Regions from separate parts of the Homo sapiens genome. Here region 1 is linked to region 2. The links are chromatin contacts, found by Hi-C or POLR2A ChIA-PET in ENCODE. All regions are on one chromosome and are shown on one strand. The core of a region is the stretch at or near the end of the contact, and the rest is flanking DNA. Distances in the headings are between cores, read along the strand shown.

What was found. Hi-C counts contacts between places; a loop is a spot of excess contacts on that map. ChIA-PET counts read pairs that join two places held with the same protein, here RNA polymerase II (POLR2A). Pooled maps may share reads with other maps.
Region 1: a pooled map shows a loop between it and region 2 (2.3-fold over the local background). The contact joins two enhancer-like sites. A Hi-C loop is called at or near these places in 2 of 50 pooled maps. POLR2A ChIA-PET finds 5 or more read pairs at or near these places in 3 of 52 experiments (K562, MCF 10A and activated CD4-positive, alpha-beta T cell).

The regions. Positions count from the first base shown.
Region 1 is chr6:160,453,937-160,458,644 of GRCh38, forward strand. No RefSeq gene overlaps it. Among named protein-coding and RNA genes, the nearest start is that of SLC22A3, 110 kb to the left of the region's middle. Within about 2 kb of position 2,100, at least 11 of the 41 ENCODE cell types and tissues checked have a DNase peak (open chromatin) inside an H3K27ac peak, as active enhancers do.
Region 2 is chr6:160,378,391-160,383,288 of GRCh38, forward strand. All of the region lies in intron 1 of SLC22A3 (solute carrier family 22 member 3), which reads left to right. The region is part of intron 2 of LOC124901453 (a long non-coding RNA gene); the gene reads right to left. Among named protein-coding and RNA genes, the nearest start is that of SLC22A3, 32 kb to the left of the region's middle. Within about 2 kb of position 1,266, at least 2 of the 41 ENCODE cell types and tissues checked have a DNase peak (open chromatin) inside an H3K27ac peak, as active enhancers do.

The sequences.
Region 1 (4,708 bases), core at 850-3,349, 76 kb after region 2:
TTTAGTCCCTGGCCACCAGCACACCCCAGGAGGGTGAGTGGCCTGAGGTAGTTACGGCACTTAAAACTCCCTTGCTACCGATCTGGAACTCAAGCCCCAAGACATCCCCTTAGATGATCTGAATACGCATTCAGGGACAGATCTAGGCAGTTTCTAAACAACACTTAGACTGGGGTCTAACGTTGACAAATCCTTCTAGAATTTGCCTCTTTGGGACTGAAGTCTAAGGGGCTGAGACCAAGAAGGGAGAGCACAAGACTAACTTTGGTCTCTTGACCTTTTCTTACCTTGCAACTGTCAGTGCCTCCAGCCAAATGCCTAGCACAGAGCTCAGTGGATTTGATTCTTCCATTCAGATACTCATAGCGATTGCACACTTTATTCTCAATCACAAGAAGCTGGGGCTTCCTTGAGAAGGCCAGCCCCAAAGGTACCTGTGTTTAAAAGATGAAAGAAATGGTTGCTGAACCCAAAACATGTTTAGGAGGAAAACCAGAAGAACAGAGCAGTGGCACTGGACCTCCTGTCTGTCCGTGAGGCTGCAGAACACAAGGCAGCTCCCAATGCCGCTGGACTCTCTGACCTTGGAGAGTGTAAACATCATATATGATTCTGTGTTCCTGAGATCTGGGTTTAACGATCTGGGCTTTGTCATGGTGTTTTACGTTCGTTGTTGTTTGTGTACTTTTTGCTTTTCTTTTGAAAGTATGAAAATGATTTTTACAATGTAAAGAGAGTCTGAGAAATGCAATTGCTATTCTTTTTATATACTTTTTCAGATTTTTTATATGCTTCTTTACTACTTACATCATAATGCACAATTTTATATACTGATTTTTTCAATCAATGTATATCATGAGTTTTTAAAATAATGCTACAATCTTCATAACTAATATTTTAATGGGGAGTGACTGCTTAATTGGCATGAGGTTTCCTTTTGAGATGAGGAAAATGTTCTGAAAATATGGTGATGGTTGCACACCATTGTGAATGTACTGAATGCCATTCAGTGGTACCCTGCAAAATAATTAAAATCCTAACTCTTATGTTGTGTATATTTTATTGCAATAAAAAGAATAGTCGTCATTTACTAAGAATTAACCTTTTCAGGCACAAGCTCTTAATGTGGTGTATCTCACTTCATCCTCACAACCGTCCTATGAAACAGGCACTTTTATCATTCCTGTTCTACAGCTGAGGAAACTGAGGTGTAAGGAGGTTGTGTAGTTCAGCTTGAGCCTGGGTCTGCGGAGTCACTGCCCAAATGCTTCCTCCCCGTGCACACTGGCCCCACTCTTGCTTCCAATCTTCCACATGTTTGTTCATAAAGTTCATTCTCGTTTCTTTTCTGAAGTCTAAGTTCCCATAATTATGTTGACATATTTCCATCTCGCGGTAACACTCCCAAATTATTTTCTAAAAGTGTGTGACAGTATAAAATGTTACTGGAAACAATTCTCCTCACCCTTGTGAGTATTCAATTTTTAAAAGATTAGCTAACATAGTAGGTGGAAATTGTCCTGATTCATTTTCTGATTTACACTTCCTTGACAATTAGGGAGAAGAAATACAACTAGGGACAATTCTCCTAGTTGTAGTTTTTCTTTTGTGAAAAACTGCTTTATTTCCTTTGCCAAATTGAAACAGAACATCTGCTAAACTGCCAGAGGGAATGCTGTTTTTCCAGATGGACACGCCAAGGATGTCTCAGTGCTCTCACAAATAATCGTTTTCCAATTTTGCAAGCCCAGCTTTGATTAGAATTTCTCAAAATATTTTGCTTTGCGAGCATGACACAGGCAAAAGCTGAGGCACTCTTTCTTTCTTCCCCCAAAGTGTTGGACTGCACTTAGATCATTGTCTCAGGTTCAGAAAACTGACACTGAATCTGGAGTTTACATGAGCAGCGTAGAAGAGGCTCTTCCCAGAGCCTGGCTCCAGAGCCCAGCTCAGCCCTAGCCGGGAAGGAGCTGCATGGAGGAAGCTCCTCCTGGCTACCAAGCATCGGGCAGGGGGTGCATGACGTGGACTGTGTAGATGGGTGAGGGAGCACCCTTTTCAAAATATTTTGCTGAAAATTAAGTTAGATATCACTGCTCTCAGATCTGCTCTCAGAGCAAGGCAAACATCCTGATCAGGAGGTAAACCCACCACTAGTTGCCAGGAAATTGACGCGGTCTGTGAGTATGTGCTGCCATCCAGTGGCCAATGTAGAGATGGCACCTCTGAGGGCGGGGGGCCACGGGTGACCTTGAGGATTGAAGCCCTCCCTGATTGGGTCCTGGGGAGAGGGCCACAAGATTAGCCCAGTGATTGTGGATGGGGCTGACACGGAAGAGCCCCTTGGCCTCAACACCTACTCTGCATTTGGAATATCCAAGTCAAGGAAGGTCTGGAAACATGAAGGGGAGAGGGGGAGAATTTCGACCTCCCTCTGAGAAGCTGAGAACACCCATTGATCTGATGTCATCAACATATAGAAAATCGATAAACAGATCTGAGTTATGTTTTGTGACTCCTCCTGGTCTAGTTAGTGTTCTGAGAATCATTTTCTCAGTGGACATGTGGGTGAGACCAGAGGAGACAGGGAGCCAGTGCAGGATGGTGGTTAGAAATGTGCAGAAGGGGGTGGGAGAGAGGACACAGCGAGTGGGCTCTGGGGTCAAGGCCCGGTTACACGCCGGTTATGTGATGTTTATTTATGATGATAGTGGTGATAGTGATGGTGATAGTAGTGATAATAGTGATGATGGTGGTGGTGATGATGGTTGTGGTAATGATAATGGTGATGGTGGTGGTGATGGTGATGATGGTGGTGGTAGTGATAATGGCAATGGTGGTGATGGTGATGGTGGTGATGGCGGTGGTAGTGGTAGTAATGATGATGATGGCGGTGGTGATGGTGATGATGGTGATGGTGGTGGAATGGTGGTGATGGTAATGGTAGTAATGATGATGACGGTGGTGGTGATGATGTTGATGGGGAGGATGATGATAAGTGGTGGACGGGGATGACGGCGATGATTAATAACCCTAATCCTCACAATGACCTTATATGTAAGTACAGATGAGAAAGCTGAGGCTAAAAGAGATTAAATAACTGCCCAACGTCACATGGAATATGGGAGAGACAGAACTCACACCCGGATCCTTATGATTTTAGCTTCATGCTTTCATCAGTTGAAGTATTGTAGAGGATCTGTTTGTTTTCTGGCTGCCCAGCAGCCTTTCACCCTACATCCCATAATTCTGGTGAGGGATCTACCTTTTGCTCCCTTCTGGGTATGAATGGGGTCCTGCCTCCACCTTCAGCATGGAACAGCTGATGCAGGTCAGAGCCAATCAGTGACGGGCTCAGGGGCAGGACCATGACCCAATTTCAGTCTCTCAGAGTGGACAGACTATTGTTCATGTAAGGGAGAGAGTGGCCTTTCTTATTCTTTCTCAACAGAGCCAGAGCCACCACAGCATCTGCAGCCACGGGAGTGTCACCTTTGTGCCCCAAATAGTGCCTACTCCATGATTGGGAGGGTCTGGGGTCTGGGGCCTAATGTGAGCCTGAAGACTTTTCAGCTCACTAAGAATTTGCCTTGTTTTGCTTAATCCAATTTGAGTTGGATTTTCTGTCACTTGCAAGAAAGAGTCATGTTAGATTCAACTCTATTCCATATTATTAGTAGGAGCTGCCATGGTGGAGTGCTTAGGATGTGCTCGGCACTTGATGCACTTTCTTATTATTTCCCTGTAACAGCCCTGCAGCCCACATCAGCTAGGAAACAATCAGCGAGAGCTCACGACTTTTCTAAGTCCCGACAGCCCATAGGCGGGAGCCAGGGTTCCAATTCAGGTTTGTCTGTACCACCCTGCACCTTCTCTGAGCCCCAGCTTCCTCAATGGTAAAATGGAAACAACAATACCTAACGCGGAGAGGTTTCTAGTATTTAAATTTTAAAATATGCAAACACCAGGAGCAGCCTGGCACACCCATAGGTGTCCCTCAAGCCAAGTTTCCTTTTATTTGGCCTCACTGCTCCCAGACTAAGCAGTGCAGAAAAAGGGAACAAGAAGTCAAGGAGGTGAGGTTTTAAATATAATAGGAAAGAGACAGAAATAGGGAACCCAGCTTTGAAATTATCTAGGCCAGTGGTTTTTAACGTTTTTTAAAAACCCAAAAGACATTTCATTAAATGAAAGCTTATACAAAAGGCTGATGTGCAAAGCACCATTTGAAAATGCTGGTTTTACAGGGATTAGAGCCAAGTGATACAAAGAGGTAACGTGTGTAGTTCAGGTCTATCTGGCTAGTGGCAGAGTCAGAACGCTTTTCCAGGGCCCCAGACTCCCTACGCCCTCACCTGCACCTCTGAGAAAGCGGAATTGAGACATTAAGAGTTTTAGTTTTCCTACTGCCAAGGGGGTAAGGCTGATGGGTATAATAATTGTCAGAGCATACTGCAAAGAGAAGGAATCCTTAAAATGTAATACAGGTGCTGACACCACATCCTGCACAAGTGTTCCCTATCTTGCTCTCACCCATCAACCAATATCAAATGCCATCCTAGATTTGGGGCCACGGGGCCTGTCTGCCTCTTCCCCAGATGTAGGTCCCCTGCCTAACACCCTCCCACACACGTTAGACATGTGGGTATTTGGGAAGAAGACTAGTTTAACTATAACTTTTGTTGTTATTGTTTTACATCATATTTAG
Region 2 (4,898 bases), core at 16-2,515:
AAATGTAGGCTTTGGCAAGCTTTAAAAGGTACACGTGTTACTGCATGTTCTGACGAGATTTTGAAAATCTTTGGCAACTGTGCTTTCCAAGTGGAGAAAAAGGGCTACCATAATGTTGAAAGACGGAAATTAAAATCTAATCAGATATGGTGGCCCTTATCCTCCACCTTAGAATTTCTTTTCGTGGAATGTCTGGTGGACAGTAATATATAGAGGCTCCTCGACTTAGGATGGGATCACATCCAGATACACCCATTGTTAAATTGAAAATATCATAAGTTGAAAAATGCATTTAATATACCTAATCTACCAGACATCATAGCTTAGCCCAGCCTACTTTAAATTGCTCAGAATGCTTACACTAGCCTGCAGTCGGGCAAAATTATCTAACACAAAGCCTATTTTGTAATAAAGGGTTAAATAGCTCATGTAATTTATTGGATATAGTATCAGTTGTTTCCCCTTGTGATCGCATCACTGACTGGGAGTTGTGGCTCACTGCCACTTCCCAGCATATATGACTAGCCTGGAAAAAGATCAAAATTAAAAAACAAAGTACATTTCTACTAAGTGCATATCACTTTCACACCATTATTAAGTCGAAAATCGCCAAGTTGAACCATCCTAAGTTGGGGACCGTCTGTAGATCAGGCAATCCTTGACATTTTATGGCGGCAGATTGCCAAAAGAGATTGGAGTCTAGAAGTCCTGGAAGCAGCCCCAACAATTACACAGAACTCAGCATCATGCCCTCACATCAAGGCAAGGAGGGAGAGTTGTCCCTATTTTTCCTTTCCTTGAAAGGGATAGTGAAACTCATTCTGAGGTTTTTAAAAAATGTACTTTTTAATGCTTTTCCTCTATCTGTTTTGCTCTCCCTTGATACCCTGTCTACATCATGATGGCTGTGGCACTGCTCCTGCTCCTTACATGGGGTCTTAGAATGCACAAAGCTGCCCAATATCACTTTCTCTGTATTTGAGGAAAATTTCTAGTAGCAAAAGAATATCCTCTGACACTCTTTTCAAAATGCCAACTAAATGTGATAGAACTACTTTTTGCAACAGTGAAGTCCCAAAGTCTCTTTCTTCCTGATGGGTTAATTTAGTACCTTCCTTTTTCCAAATCAAAGAACCATAAAAGTCAGTGAAAATCTGCATTATTATTATCCTGTGTGTTTAGTTTTGCTTTTTAGTACTTACCATTATTAAACACTTGGCCCATTTTTGGCTAATTGTTGTGTAATTCCAAATACAAACCAGTCACCATGGATTATTGCAGTTAGAGTCATCAGAAAGCAAGGAGCTATGACTCATGCTCTGTTCTTGCCATGTTTTTCTGATTTGTATTTCATTTCTTACCTGTGCTCACAAGTCACATGAAGATCAATACATCTGAAATATATATGCTGACTATGTCACCAGATTTTATTTCTCCCATCATTGAATCTGGACAGGCTTCTTTCAAAAGTGTTGAGTCATTTTTATGTCTTTATCACACTCTTCTAAAGTCCTTAAAACTCCTAATTATTTCAGAGGATTATTGTCATATAAGGTATACAAAATCAATTATATGAAGAAGTTGTAATCACTATAATTAAACTGAGGCTTATCTAGACAGATCCTGTGTCATATTTTTCACATAATGAGGCTAAAAACTTTGTGGAGAAAATAATGGATATTTATAGAATATACTCAAGTGTATTTATTTTAGAAGGTCTGTTAGACATTTCACAAAAGAATCTGTAATCTACAGAAATTACCAAATTATGTTACATAATATTTTAAAAACTTGTTTTAGAATAAGTTGGAATGTGAGGTTTATAAAACAACTGGAATAATAAACTGAAATTATAATTTAATTTTTATACCCAGTGCATTTATTTTTCTTCCTATGACTTGACTATAGTTTAAAATTCTTATAGGTTTAGTATCCCTTTTTTGAAAACAGGTTTTCAATGTGTTTCTGTAACAATAATGAAAAGTAAAGGCATGTAATCTCTTTTCCAAAATAAAAGATTGGTTTGAGAATTATGATCATATATACAATGTACTAAATGCAACCTTTTATGATGATGATATAAAAGATTCACAGACTCACAAATCATATGCCACTCAACTAAAATACTAAGAGAACATAACTTTATCTTTATAAAACATATACATAGGCATAAATACATAGACAAAGGTCTAGAAAAATATGCATATCAGTGTGGAAATGCAAGTGATGATAATGATTTCTGTTGTTTTCTTCTAATTTCTATAGAGTCACTATGCTATTTAAATTTTCAAAAAATTAAGTTATGTGCAATAATCTTTTTAAAATTATTTGTTTTTTAATCAGCTTTTTAATCTGATGACATAGAATGATAACGTAGTAAATCATAGTTTCTGAACCAAAAAACAGGGACACATAGACTGAGAAGTGCCAAGTTCATTTTAGAGATTAAAAATACAACGGCATTGGGACTTTTCTAGAAAATTCAAGATATGTGGTCACAATTGAGGTGTTCAGCTTCTAGAGCGAACTGAACCAGATATCTGCTAAGGCTCTGATAGAGAACAGCTGGAAGCTCAGAAAGGTAAACATAATTCAAATATTGGTGAATATGCCAGTGCAGCCGAGAAGGTGACAGGATTTGAAAAATGTGCCAGGACACAATGAGAAAGGCCTTGGAATAAATACAAAAAGCCCAAACTTTATTCTGTAAAAGTGGGGAGCTACTGAAGGTTTTAATCAAAGCAGGGATAATCTCATTTCCAAGGCAAAAAAACAAAAAGAGGCATTCCTTCCTAATACCACATGTAGGAGCTGTTCTTATTCTATGGTGGATTATTACTTTAGTAGTATCTTATAAAGACAGTGCCTGAAGGTCTTTTATCTGTACATTGATGTAACACTTTTCAAAAGCATATCAGCAGACACATTTTTGGAAGCATGCATTCTGAAACTTGAACTTCAAATAGGAGTTATGGCTGATATCATGGAGTAAGGTAAAACAGAAGCTGACTCCTCTCCAGTATTCAAGGCTGACTGTTGTCTCTGGAACTGAGAATACTGGGAAAAGTGTGAGTTGGACACTGTGCACAACTCTAATTAACACTGTTCTAAAGGGAAAGTATATGAATATATTGTTTAAACACTAATAGTTAAAAGTTATACTACAATATCTTCAAGGTTTAACACATAAATTGAGACACACACTTAATTAGGCCTAAGAAAGAAGTGGAATGTAAACTCGTTGATTTTATTTTCATAAATGATTTATTTTACAACTATGAAGAGGAATAATAGAGGCCTTTTATTAGCAAAGAGATTATTATGATGTCTATTTTCAGCCATGATTTTTCTACCAATGGAAAGTGGAACTGAAAACCTACTTAGGGTGATGTGTTGGGGTTGGGATCAAAGAGACTACTATAACTGTCCTACCTCTGAGATTCCAGCATCACATGTGGTGACAATAACACTTCATTTAGTTATATTTCTAGTGAGTCCAGTGGAATGGAGAAAATTTTTTAAGTTAAAAATTCTAAAGGACATATGTATAATGGTAGGAATTATTTAGTCTTCTTAATAAAATAAATCATTTATTTTAGAATTATTTTGTAGTCTGAAAGCACATTTCCTATAATTTTTAAATGTGAAAGCAGGCAATATTATCTTGTAGGTATTGTATTATATTACAAGAGCCAAAGCATGCTGATTCCCAATTTCATCCAGTATGACTTGTCTTAGAAAAAGAAATAAAAATGCAGATCCATTTATTCACTTATTAACTGAGTACATTTCCTGAATCCATGTGCACGTTGGGTGATAGGAAGCTGAGGCCCTGCTGGCTAAAGATGTAAGAGAACAGAGCCTAAAACTGGCACACCAGCTGGAAATTAGGAGGGCAAGTTTCCCTAGAAATGGGAGAACCACAGATAGGATGAACCCCAAAATCTGAATATAAACTCTTTCCAAATACTTGGCTGACCACCAACTTATGCAAACATAAGGGAGACTTCAGTAGGCCAGCCTGAAACAAAGCAACTGCAGAAGCTGAAAAATTTAGGGATTTGTCAGTTGCTGCATATCACAGGAGAGCAGAGCTTGTAGTTTGAGTCCAGGTCAGCTAACTTCTTACCAGAACAATAAGCCAATGATCACCAGGAGAGCACAATAGAACTCAGAAAGGCTGCAGTGACTATTATCTACTAGCTTTAGGCCCTGTCCTCTGATATATCAAGCTAGTAAGACATGCAAGGAAACCAGGAATGTGATAATGCCTGGGGCTGGGAGATTATGGAAATTGTCAGTCACCCAAAACTGACTCTAAATAGGCCTCCATGTTGAATTTAGTAGTCAAAGACTTCAAAGCACCTATTGTAGATATGCTCAACCAAAGGGCATTAAAAGAATTAAAGGAAAAATTGTCTTAATGAATGAGTAGATAGGGAATCTCAACAGAGAAATTACATTATTAAAAAAATGGAAATTCCAGAGCTGAACAAGTACAATAATTGAAATAACAAACTTGCTAAACAGTCTCAATAGCATATTGGAGATGGCAGAAGCAAGAATAAGTGAAATTGACAATAGATTTTTAAAAATGGCCCAATCTTAAGAATAGAAAGAAAAAAATACCCACAAAAAACACTATCAAGGAGTCCAGCACACAAAATCCAAGCTCTGCCTGTGCATTAGGCTTCAGGACATGAGGGAATGGCAGTGAATTAGGGCTGCACTATGCCAGGAACACTCATTTACCACAACTGGATTTGTCAGCAGTTCGAGTGAACTTTCCTTAGGCATTATAGAATTAACTGTACTTAGAGAGAGGTTCTTGGTTAACCTCAGTGTTTTCACATTTTAAATTATTTCCTAAGTTTCAAGTGAAACTAAATATCATTTGA